Linked DNA regions of Homo sapiens: all the other regions are linked to region 2. A link is a contact called in ENCODE Hi-C or POLR2A ChIA-PET data. All regions are on one chromosome and are shown on one strand. Each heading gives the region's core, a stretch centred on a gene start or an enhancer-like site at or near the end of the contact. The rest is flanking DNA. Distances are from core to core; before and after follow the strand shown. Region 1 holds the start of HSH2D (hematopoietic SH2 domain containing). Region 2 holds the start of CHERP (calcium homeostasis endoplasmic reticulum protein). Region 3 overlaps AP1M1 (adaptor related protein complex 1 subunit mu 1).

Region 1 (3,838 bases), core at 1-2,500, 400 kb after region 2:
AGATCACGAGGTCAGGAGATTGAGACCATCCTGGCTAACATGGTGAAACCCCGTCTCTACTAAAAATACGAAAAATTAGCTGGGTGTGGTGGCGGGCGCCTGTAGTCTCAGCTACTTGGGAGGCTGAGGCAGGAGAATGGCGTGAACTCGGGAGGCAGAGCTTGCAGTGAGCTGAGATCGAGCCACTGCACTCCAGCCTGGGCGACAGAGCAAGACTCCGTCTCAAAAAAAAAAAAAAAAAAAAAAAAGAGCCTAGAATTCGACCCAGATGGCCTGGGTTCAAACCCTAGCTCGCCCACTTAGCCGCTGTGTGACCTCAGATAAGTCACTTAATGGCTCTCTGTCCCTGTATTTCTGTCTTTAATTTGGGAATAATGATATTTACCTAGGAAAGTTTAGCTAGCACTGTGTATATATAGAGATATATATACAATATTCATGAATCCAGTTGTGACCTATCATGGGGTAATGTTTACAGGCTTATTCTTTTTTTTTACTTGGAAGAGCTCCTATTTATCCTTCAAAACCCAGTAAAAATGTCCCCTCCTCCAGGCAGCTTTCCTGCATCTCCCCCCAGACAACACCCTGGCACCCCTCTCTGTCCCCAACGTTCCCCCCTGTTCCTCTCTCTGGTCCAGCCATGACTCCATGGAGCTAGAGTGTCTTTATCTTGCTCTGTCTCCACCAGCCTGAGGGCCTCCTAGGGATCAGGGCTTAGGGCTAGGTTCCTGTGTTGTTGTTTTTTTCTGTGTCCTGGTGCTGGCCTGGCACAGAGGAGGGTGCAAGGGTCTTTGCTGGTGAACAGCTATCTAGTGATGAAAGACCGCATGCTCAAATTCAAGCTCCTGACCCTGGCCTGGGAGCCTCCTCTACTTCCCCGCTACCCACATTCTAGACCTAAAGACATCCTTGCTCTCTCTCTCTTGCCTCTCCATACCTTTGCTCATGCTGTTGTCTTGCCAAGACCCCCTTTTCCCTAACTCCAGCTCCATTTTCCATTTGTGGTCACCACAAATACCCCCTCCTCCACGAAGCTCTCCCCCATGCCCCTAGAAAATCCCTCCTGCCACCCCAGGCCCCACTAGCCCTGTCCCTCCTTCTGGCCTAGCCCAGCCCCCACGTTCTGTCTCCTCGAGGGCTGAGGCTCTTGGGTCACATACCTGGGAGACCCTTGGATGGCCGAGGCCCTCGCTGTAGCTGTGCCAGTGCCTGCAGGAGCCTGGGTTTCGATTCAAGGTCTGCACGTCAATGGGGCGGGGCTGGCTGCCCCGAGGCAGTTCCTGTTTCCTCAAGCAGGTGAGCCCTGGGGGCGGAACAAGGACAGCTCAAGTCACCCTGTCTGCAGTCCAACAAAGCATCTGGTGCCACAGGTGCAGAGACAGCTTGCTCCTGTCTTGCCCCCAGCAAGTTGTTATTGAGCACCTACTGTGTGCCTGCTGTTTGGAGGACACAGGGGTGACACGGAGACAGGTGCAGGCCCCCTGACTCCTGGCATCTATAATCTATCAAGCAGTGAAGAGGAGTGAGACATCATTACAAAGGGAGAACGGGGAACGGGTGCGGTGGCTCACACCTGCAATCCCAGCACTTTGACAGGCTGAGGCAGGCGGATCACTTGAGGTCAGGAGTTTGAGACCAGCCTGGCAAACATGGCAAAACCCCGTCTCTATTAAAATACGAAAATCAGCCGGGTGTGGCGGCGCACGCCTGTAATCCCAGCTACTCAGGAGGCTGAGGCACAAGAATTGCTTGAACCCGGGAGGCGGAGGTTGCAGTGAGCAGAGATCGCACCATTGCACTCCAGCCTGGGCAACGGAGTGAGACTCCTTCTCAAAACAAAAACAAAAGCAACAAAGGGGGAACAGAAACTGGGCGCGGTGGCTCACGCCTGTAATCCCAGCACTTTGGGAGGCCGAGGCGGGTGGATCATTTGAGGCCAGGAGTTTGAGACCAGGCTGGCCAACATGGTAAAACCCTGTCTCTACTAAAAATACAAAAATTAGGCGTGGTGGCGGGTGCCTGTAATCCCAGCTACTCAGGAGGCTGATGCAAGAGAATCGCTTGGACCAGGGACGCAGAGGCTGCAGTGAGCCGAGATCACGCCACTGCACTTTAGCCTGGATGACAGAGGGAAATTCTGTCCCCCGCAAAACAAACAAACAAAAAAACACCAGCTGGGTGCGGTGGCTCATGCCTGTAATCCCAGCACTTTGGGAGGCCAAGGTGGGCAGATCATTTGAGGTCAGGAGTTCGCGACCAGCCTGACCAACATGGAGAAATCCCGTCTCTACTAAAACTGCAAAATTAGCCCGGCGTGGTGACACATGCCTGTAATCCCAGCTATTTGGGAGGCTGAGGCAGGAGAATCGCTTGAACCCGGGAGGTGGAGGTTGCGGTTTGCTGAGATCTCACCACTGCACTCCAGCCTGGGCAGCGAGAGTGTAACTCCGTCTCAAACAAAACAAAACCAACGAAAACCAAACAAAACAAAACAAAAAAACAAAAAACCCCAAACAAACAAAAAAATCCAAAGGGGAAACAGGAAGTGGGAACAGCAGTTGCACAAACCCACAGAGGTGACCTAACTGACGTGAAGGAAGGGGCATTTGAGGGTGAGAAGGAATCATCTTGATTTGGGGAGTGCGTAGTGCAGAAAGAGTATATTTTTTTGTAGAGATGGGGTCTTGCTATATTGCCCAGGCTGGGGGAGGGAAGAGCAGGCACAAAGGCCTTGAAACTGAATTGAGCCTGGACAGGCTGGGGTCTCATGGCACGCATAGGTCCACACCAGGACTTCCTCCATTATAAAATATTTTAAAATATTTTTATTAATTGACTAACCTATTTTAGAGACAGAGTTTCACTCTGTCACTCAGGCTGGAGTGCAGTGGTATGATCATAGCTCACTGCAGTCTTGAACTGCTGGACTCAAGTGATCCTCCTGCCTCAGGCTCCCAAGTAGCTGGGACTACAGGCACACACCACCACACCTGACTAATTAAAAAAATATTTTTTTTGGAGATGGGATCTTGCTGTGTTGCCCAGGCTGGTCTCAAACTCCTGGGGCTCAAGCGATCCGCCCACCTTGGTTCAAGTGACTCTCCTGCCTCAGCCTCCTGAGTAGCTGGGATTAGAGGTGCCCACCAACACGCCTGGCTAATGTTTGTATTTTTAGTAGAGACAAGGTTTCACTATGTTGGCCAGGCTGGTCTCAAACTCCTGACCTCAGGTGATCCACCCGCCTCAGCCTCCCAAAGTGCTGGGATTACAGGTGTGGGCCGCCGTGCCAGCTTAAAATTCTATTTTACAACTGTGTTGGCATTAAGACCGATGTGGTCCAGGCTGGATTCCTTATTGTATATTTATTATTAGGATGTTCAGTTTTTTTTCTTCTGATTTTAAATAAGCTGAAGCCCTTTGGGAAGTCCCACACAGCACTTGGGTCCTGGGTGCAGGCCCTGTGTGCCTAACAGATTGGCCAGCTCTGGCCGTGTGCTCGTACCCCAGGCAGACAAACAAAACTACTTCCTCCTCTCCTTTCAGGCAGAAAGGGCCCAGATCCTACTGGGGGCCTCCCCAAGGGCCTATTGCCCTGGCCCAGCTGGGCTAGATAACCCCAGGCTCACCCTGGGTGCCTCTCTCACCCCCCTGCTCCTCCTCGGCAACAGCAGCACCTCGTCTGCCCTCTGTGGTCAACAAGGTCTAAGCAGGAGACACGTGGAGCCCTGCTTCTCACTCACCTGCTGTGTGTCCTAAGGTGAGTTGCTCAGCCTCTCTGAGCCTCAGTTCTGCATCTGTGCAATGGGCATAATAGCCCTCCTTAATCATGTGAAGATGC
Region 2 (3,954 bases), core at 105-2,604:
AGGCAGAGGTTGCAGTGAACCGAGATCACACCACTGCACTCCAGCTTGGGCGAGAGAGAGCAAGACTGTGTCTCAAAAAAAAAAAAAAACCAAACAATTAAGATCCTCGATCTTCATGAGAAAATATGAACTAGAGGACATTTAGAAAAAAAAAAATCCTTGATCTTGCCTCCTGACCTGCAGAGTCTAAAATATTTGCTTTCTGTCCCTTTTATACAAAAAGTTTTGTTGATTCCTAGCCTACAGCAACACTTGATGTAGAGTTGTCAATCCATAAGCATCTGGTGGAAAAATGCTGTTAACAATAAAAATGAAACTAATCTAAAATACATGTGCATTTATTTGCACAGAAAAAAACAGGCTGGGTAAAGTAGCTCATGCCTATAATCCTAGCACTTTGGGAGGCCGAGGCGGGAGGATTACTTGAGCACAGGAGTTCAGGGCTAGTGAGCTATGATCATGACACTGCACTCCAGCGTGGGCCACAGAGCAAGACCTTGTCTCAAGAAAAAAGAAAAAAAAAAACGGATAAAGGAAAAAAAAGCGGCGGGGGCGGGGGGCAGGTATAGCCAACTAAGCATTAACCATCTCAAGAGGATCAGTTTATATCGGACGTCCACAGCAGAAATTTGCTGCTTCTGGCTATCTTTTCCCCACAATTAGCAAGGGTTAGCTTCATTATTTTAGAGGCAACCCAACTGCAGCTTTTAGAAAGGCGCTGTGCCCTCTAGGCCAGCAATTTGAGGGCATGGGTTGGGGGGTACCCCGCCCCAGTCTTCCTGACCAAAGAGTGGAGCGGAAGAAAGCCAGGAGGAGGATGTTTTGAACCTAAATACGTCCAGCTGCAATCCCAGTCAAGCTCGTCGCCCCCAGTTCTGCTCCACCTCCGGTCTGGCCGGGGAGAATGTGACAGTCGCCGCAGCCCGGGATCCACCCGGACGCACCTCACCTCGCAGTCTCCTCACTGTGCCCGCGAAAGGAAAGAGACCCTGGCCCAGGCACGAAGTCCCCAGGCCCCTGGTCGCCCGGAGGTAGCAACCAGCCAGCCCATCGGGCTGCGACGCCGACCAAGGGGCACGCCCCGCGCCCCCCGGTCTCGACTAACACCCACCCGCGCCGTTCCAGCCTTTCCGCGGCGCCGCGCGACGGGGACCCACTCTGCGAAAGTGTCAGGAAACTTCTGCGCGTGCGCGTCGCTAGCCCCTCCCGCGCGCCAGGCATCGCGCGGCTTCTTCCCGCCTGCCTCCCGCTCTCACTTCCGGAGTTTCCCAGCGACGGCCGTAAGTGGCGGGCGGAAGCGGCCCTAGAAGCCCGCCGTAAACGGCTCCCTCGCGCCACTTCCGGCCGGCTTCCGCAGACGGCGCTGGTGGTCGATCGTGTGGCGCCGGAGGACGTTCCCCGCGGCCGGAGCCATGGAGATGCCGCTGCCCCCCGATGGTGAGACCCAAACCGGCCGAGAGACCGTTTCTCTCTCCCCGGAACCTCCTATTGGCCGGCCCCGCCTCCCGGAGTCCCCGGGTCTGGGAGGGGGCGGGGCTCGGCCTCGCGGCTTCGCCTGCGGCCTCTCCCGTGGGTCCCCGCATTCCCGGCGAGCGTGTGGCCCCTATCGGGACCCGTACAAGGGCGGCCTCTTCGGGGCCCACCCCCTTGGGGTCCCCGGCAAGGCGGACGGGGGCTGGGGCGCCGAGTCCCCCGGCTTTGGGCGGTCCTCGCTGACGCCCCGCGTGGCCTTTTCTCCGTCCTCCAGACCAGGAGCTTCGAAATGTCATCGACAAGCTCGCCCAGTTCGTGGCTCGCAATGGGCCCGAGTTTGAGAAGATGACTATGGAGAAGCAGAAGGACAACCCCAAATTCTCGTTTCTTTTCGGAGGCGAATTCTACAGTTACTACAAGTGCAAGCTGGCGCTGGAGCAGCAGCAGCGTGAGTCCCCTCCGGCACTCAGGCCGTCCCATCGAGCGCTTCCTTTCTCGGATTCCAGTCCGGGCTCTGCCACAAACCTCTTTCTTTCGGGTCGTTTATTCTTTGAAGTGGAGCAGCTCGGTCCACACGATCCCTGTTCCGCTGTTCCCACGGCCCTGCACAGAGCGGCTGCTGGGTGCCACTGTAATGGAGAACAACGAGGTTTTCGATCCTCCCCCCTGGGCTCTGGATCAGGGATTTTGCTGTTGTTTTGCAGACTGATGACGGAGATTAGCAGGAGTAGCGTGATTGTTTTAGTGTTTTCTAGGGAGGAAGTGATAGAGGCCGGATGGGAGTCCATGGGACAGGCACTGTCCAGCCCCCTTTGCCGTCTCCCTGTGGGTCCAGCAAGGTTTTGTGCATTTCAGATGCCTGCAGCAGAAATCAAAAAGAATTATCCCTCTGAGTTTTAGTTATTGGCAAGTGTTTATCAATGTTCGTTCATTTAGGCAACAGGATTCCAGTCCTGCTCTAAAGAAGTTTAAAGTTAGGAAGCAGAGCTGGCCTTTGAATAATGGATAGTCACCAGGTGGTGCGGCTGCTCAGGGCAGGTATCACATCTGTCACGTTCAGTACCCAACCCCGTCTCTAGATTGTTTAAATGAATAACTAGGAGTTTGCCAGGTAGATGGACATTGAGAGGTGGTTGTCCGCTGTTTGATCGAACGCCAATTGTGTGTTATGTATTAAGGTACAATGACCCAAACAAGGTCTGTTTGGCTTCGGCGAGCGTGTAGTTCAGGGGACTACACGCTCGTCTTGTATTAAGGTACAAGGTCATTGTCCCTTAATACATAACACACAGTTGGTGTTCGATTAAACAGCTTGAAAGGAGGCCTGTTGCAGTGGCTCATACTGTAATCACAGCACTTTGGGAGTCCAAGGCGGGCAGATCACTTGAGGTTAGGAGTCTGAGACCAGCCTGGCCAACATAGTGAAACCCTGTTTCTACGAAAAATACAAAAATTAGCCGGGTGTGGTGGCCCGCGCCTGTAGTCCCAGCTACTTGGGAGGCTGAGGCGGGAGAATCGCTTGAACCCGGGAGGTGGAGGTTGCGGTAAGCCAAGACCACGCCATTGCACTGCAGTCTGAGTGACAGAGTAAGACTCCATCTCAAAAAAAAAAAAGAAAGAAAGAAAAAGAAAAGGCTTGAAAGGAGGCCAGGCGTAGTGGCTGACGCCTGTAATCCCAGCACTTTGGGAGGCTGAAGCGGGCAGATCACTTGAGGTTAGGAGTCTGAGAACAGCCTGGCTAACATAGTGAAACCCTATCTCTACTAAAATTACAAAACTTAGTCAGGTGTGGTGGCACACACCTGTAGTCCCAGCTACTGGAGAGGCTGAGGCAGAAGAATCGCTTGAACCTGGGAGCTGGAGGTTGCATTGAGCCGAGACCACACCATTGCGCTCCAGCCTGGGTGACAGAATGAGACTCCATCTAAAAAAAAAAAGCAGCTTGAAAGGAGGCCAGGCCCAGTGGCTTGTGCCTGTAATCCCAGCACTTTAGGAGGCTGAGTCAGGCGGATCACTTGAGGTCAGGAGTTCGAGACCAGCCTGGCCAACATGGTGAAACCCCATCTCTACTAAAAATACAAAAAAAATTAGCCAGGCATGGTGGTGGGCACCTGTAGTCCCAGCTACCCGGGAGGCTGAGGCAGGAGAATCGCTTGAACCTGGGAGGTGGAGGTTGCAGTGAGCCAAGATCGTGCCACTGCACTCTAGCCTGGGAGACAGCGAAACTCCATCTAACAACAACAACAACAAAAACTTGAAAGGCTGAGAGAGTAGAACATTGCAAAGGGGCAGTTTCTTGAACAAGAAACAGAGAGAGAGTTTATGTGTGTATTGCCAGGCACAGTGGCACACACCGTACCCCCAGCTACTCAAGAGGCTGAGGCTGGAGGGTTGCTTGAGCCCGGGAGTTCAGGGCTGTAGTGCGCTGTGTCGATTGAGTGTGTGCAGTAAGTTCAGTGTCAGTATGGTGACCCCCTGGGA
Region 3 (4,350 bases), core at 493-2,992, 290 kb after region 2:
TGATGGGGACGGGGTTTCCTTTTGGGGTGATGGAAATGTTCTGGAATCAGACAGAGGTTGCACGACATTGCAAATGTCCTAAATGCCACTGAATTGTTCACTTTCAAATGGTTAACTGTAGCCGGGCACGGTGGCTCACACCTGTAAGCCCAGCACTTTGGGAGGCCGAGGCGGGAGGATCGCTTGAACCCAAGAGTTCAAGACCAGCCCTGGCAACCTAGTGACACCCTGTCTCTACCCAAAACTACAAAAATTAGCCAGGCATGGTGGCATGCGCCTGTTGTCCCAGCTACTCAGAGGTGGGAGGATCGCTTGAGCCCAGGAGGCCGAGGCTGCAGTGAGCTGTGATCGCACCACTGCACTCCAGCCTGGGTGACACAGTGAGACCCTGTCTCAAATAAAAAATAAAATAAAATAAAATGGTTAACCATGTGTTATGTGAATTTCACCTCAATTTCAATAAACAACAGCGCACTGGCCATATCAGGGTCTTTGTGTCATGTAAAAGAACCTCAGTGCTTAGAAAGAGCATCTGAGCAGTTCTTAATTGGTTGACAAGTGATCTTTTTCTTCTTTTAGAGACTCTTCTAACAAAATGGCATGAAGAGGCCCCCAGTGGACAGAGAAACAGGCCCAGAGAGGGCAAGGAGCCTGTTCAAGGTCACACAGCACGGGGAGCCAGGTTTGTGGGGCACAGCTTTGAACACGGGGCTTCCCTACCCACTCCAGGGGCAGGCCACTGGGCGTTTCCTCTTGTGGGGGGTAGTCTGAGTTTGTAGCCCCTGGATGAAGCTGGGTGGGCTCAGACTCAGTTCTCCATCTATTGAATAGGGAACTGGTGGGAAGTGGGTGAGGGGCACCCGCCTGCTGTCGTCCACACTGAGTCCCCAAGCCCCAGCACAGATGGCAGCTGGGGAGGATTCGTTGGGCAGCAATGGTGTGGCAGGACCTGCCGGGTTCTGGTGTACAGAGTCCAGCTCCAGCCTGTCTCTGAGCCTCAGTTTCCCCATGTGTGCAATGGGAGCTGCTGAACCCAGGCAGGGATTGGGCTGCCTGTGTGAGCTGAGGCTCCTCATGGACAGCAGGGTCAGTCTGAGCCTGGCTGCCCTGACTTGGTCCTCCCAGCCAGGCCAGGGACCCCAGCGTCCCCACCCACCCTCCATCTGTAGCTTCCCTGTCAATGTCCTGTGAGGAGGGGGAAGGAGTGTTTGACATTTCTGTGGCTTTTTTTTTTTGAGATAGAGTCTCACTCTGTTGCCCAGGCTGGAGTGCAGTGGCATGGTCTCGGCTCACTGTAACCTCTGCCTCCTGGGTTCAAGCGATTCTCCTGTCTCAGCTTCCTGAGTAGCTGGGATTACAGGCACCCACCACCATGCCCAGCTTTTTTTTTTTTTTTTTTTTTGACATTTTTAGTAAAGACAGGGTTTCACCATGTTGGCCAGGCTGGTCTTGAACTCCTGACCTCAAGTGATAAAGTGCTGGGATTACAGGCATGAGCCACCGCGCCCGTCCCCTGTGGCCTTTCTGAGCCTCAGTTTCCTCATCTTCACCATCAGGCTGCAGGGAGGACCCTCAGGAAGGATAGCAGTGGTGTTGGGGTCGCTGTGTTCAGAGAGGGCTGGAGTCTCCCTCTTCCCAGGCCTGTCCCGCACACCTCTCTCTGTGGCCTGGCCGGGTGGGTCTCCAAGCCGTGGTTTCTGACCCGTGGATGCCCCCTGGTGGTCACGGCTGGCAGAGCCTTGCATCCCCAGATCCCAGTCCCAGAGCAGTACTGCTCTGGACCCTAGAGACACAGCAGTGACAAATCAGATGGGGCGGGGGTGTCCTTGTGGAACTTCTAGGCAGACCAGGGGTGTGCCAGCAAAAGTGGAACAAATCACAGCTGCATGTTTCGACAAGCTGGAGTGGCTGGAGGGGAGGGGACACTTGAGTTGAGCAATGAATTTCAAGGAGGCAGCGGAGGCAAGGGTGCACCAGACAGAAGGCACTGGCAACTGCAAAGGTTCTGAGGTGAGAACAAGCTTGGGGCAAAGAGGCGCGAGTGGCAGGTGAAGAGGGAGGAAAGGCGAGAGTGGAAGCCAGAGGAGGACCAGCTGGACCCGGAGGACAAGGGAGCGGGGACTTTACTCTGAGGGCACTGGAGAGCCATGGGAGGATTTTGAGCAGGGGAGGGGAATGACCTGAATTACAATCTTTATTAAAAGATGGTCTTAGGCCATCACAGACATGCTGATGATGGCTCTATCTTTTATTATTTGGCCATAAATAATACATCATTTTGTTTCATGTAATTTTAAACTTTGCACACATAATGGGGACAACGTCCTTCAGCAAGTCACTCTTTTCCTTAGCATCATTTATTATTATTATTATTTTATCGTGTCTTGGCCTTTTGGCTAAGATCAAGTGTAGTTTTTTTTTTTTGAGACAGAGTCACTCTGTTGCCCAGGCTGGAGTGCAGTGGCGTGATCTCGGCTCACTGCAACCTCCGCCTCCCAGGTTCAAGCGATTCTCCTGCCTTAGCCTCCCGAGTAGCTGGGATTACACGTGCCTGCCACCATGCCCAACTAATTTTTTGTATTTTTAGTAGAGACGGGGTTTCATCATGTTGGCCACGCTGGTCTCAAACTCCTGACCTCAGGTGATCCAGCTGCCTCAGCCTCCCAAAGTGTTGGGATTACCGGCGTGAGCCACCTACACCCAGCCCCTAGCATTGTTCATACTGTTCTAGCTATTGTTTTTTTTTTTTGATAGGGTTTTATTCTAAATATTCTTTTATTTGGGGGTCCACTAGCCTGTATCGTGTTTTGTGAATTAGAAAAAGAAACCCCTTTCTCGCTATGTGGCTGGAACTCTAGGCCAGGGATCACAGCTTGGTGAGCAGAAGCTCTCTACCCTTGGGAAGTGAATACCTCACACAACCCTAGACATGTGTCCTGTTCTAATCGTTTTAATGTCTTTAAATCTATAGTAATGTCTCCCCCAACCCAATTCCAGTAACAGCTATGTGTGCTTTCTTTTCATGTTGATCAATTTCCCTAGCGGTTTTTCAATTTCATTCATTTTTTTTTAAATAAACTCACTTTGTTGATTTTCTTTATTGAGTGTTTCTTTTCCATTTTCTTTGTATCTACTCCCTATTATTTCCTTCTTTCTGTGCTCTTACATTTATTTTGTTGTTCTTTTTCTAACTTCTTGAGATGGAGGCTTAGATCATTATTTTAGCCTTTATATATGTATATATGTGTACACATTTAATATCTACTCATATATATTTCTTTCTTTTTGAGATGGAGTTTTGCTCTTGTTGCCCAGGCTAGAGTGAAATGGTGAGATCTTGGTTCACTGAAACCTCCGCCTCCCAGGTTCGAGTGATTCTCCTGCCTCAGCCTCCCGAGTAGCTGGGATTACAGGCACATGCCGCTGTGCCCGGCTAATTTTTGTATTTTTAGTAGAGATGGGGTTTCACGATGCTGACTTCAGGTGATCCACCTGGGCTGGCCTCCCAAAGCGCTGGGATTACAGGCTTGAGCCACCTCGCCCAGCCTAGAATTGTAACTCTCAAACATTCAAAGGAAAACAATGACTTTATTTTTATTTTTTAAATTATTTATTTATTTTAGCCCCCTGCCTTTTTAAATATAAGCTCTCATCATTCAAGCAATGACTTTTTTTAAAAGCCACAAACAATCTGTAATAAATCCAGAGAGGACATAAAAGAGAACATAGAAAGGACAAAAATAGAAAACAAAGTAAGACGGTAGATTTAAATTTATACTTAAATGTAATATCAGTTATTACATTAAATGTAAAGGGACTTAATGCTCCAGCTAAAAGTCATTTTGTCAAACTGAATTTTAAAAATTCCAACTCTACGCTATTTTCCCCCCCAAATGCTGTCACACTCCTAGGAACAGAGAGGTCATTCTGGGTGGAATTCTGGTCTCCCCGCACTTTGGGAGGCCGAGGCAGGTGGATCACTTGAGGCCAGGAGTTCTAGACCAGCTTGGCCAATATGGTGAAACCACAACTCTATAAAATTACATAAATTAGCTGGGTGTGGTGGCGTGCACCTGTAATCCTGGCTACTCAGGAGGCTGAGGCAGGAGAATTGCTTGAACCCAGGAGGTGGAGGTTGCAGTGAGCTGAGATCACGCCACTGCACTCCAGCCTGGGCGACAGAGTGAGACTCTGTCTCAAAAAAACAAAACAAAGAAGAAAAGCAAAGTTACAGTGCTAAAATAATAAAAATGTTTTAGCTCCCTTAGATAGTAAAATGCATACTTATCAAAATGCAGATTTGGCTGGGCGCAGTGGCTCATGCCTGTAATCCCAGCACTTTGGGAGGCC

The links. A loop is a pair of places that touch in the nucleus more often than their neighbours do. ChIA-PET counts read pairs that join two places held with the same protein, here RNA polymerase II (POLR2A). Pooled maps may share reads with other maps.
Region 1: a loop to region 2 is called in a pooled map, with 5 times the contacts of the local background. The contact joins the promoter of HSH2D here to the promoter of CHERP in region 2. A Hi-C loop is called at or near these places in 2 of 37 single-sample maps with no recorded cell type and 3 of 50 pooled maps. POLR2A ChIA-PET finds 5 or more read pairs at or near these places in 4 of 52 experiments (AG04450, activated B cell, activated naive CD4-positive, alpha-beta T cell and 1 more).
Region 3: a loop to region 2 is called in a pooled map, with 3 times the contacts of the local background. The contact joins the enhancer-like site here to the promoter of CHERP in region 2. A Hi-C loop is called at or near these places in 3 of 50 pooled maps. POLR2A ChIA-PET finds 5 or more read pairs at or near these places in 6 of 52 experiments (K562, WTC11, activated B cell and 3 more).

Annotation. Positions count from the first base shown.
Region 1 is chr19:16,141,097-16,144,934 of GRCh38, reverse strand. It overlaps HSH2D (hematopoietic SH2 domain containing), which reads right to left and starts at 1,250. Exons shown (of 6, transcript NM_001382417.1): 1 at 1,161-1,250. RefSeq lists enhancers at 848-897, 908-987, 1,128-1,387, 1,468-1,627, 1,115-1,809 and 2 more.
Region 2 is chr19:16,539,837-16,543,790 of GRCh38, reverse strand. CHERP (calcium homeostasis endoplasmic reticulum protein) reads left to right here and starts at 1,354. Exons shown (of 17, transcript NM_006387.6): 1 at 1,354-1,437; 2 at 1,748-1,921. The coding sequence starts at 1,413. It also overlaps the pseudogene RN7SL146P. RefSeq lists silencers at 1,453-1,642, 1,653-1,722.
Region 3 is chr19:16,245,148-16,249,497 of GRCh38, reverse strand. AP1M1 (adaptor related protein complex 1 subunit mu 1) reads right to left here. Exons shown (of 12, transcript NM_032493.4): 12 at 3,592-4,350. Among named protein-coding and RNA genes, the nearest start is that of AP1M1, 49 kb to the right of the region's middle. Within about 2 kb of position 1,742, at least 2 of the 41 ENCODE cell types and tissues checked have a DNase peak (open chromatin) inside an H3K27ac peak, as active enhancers do.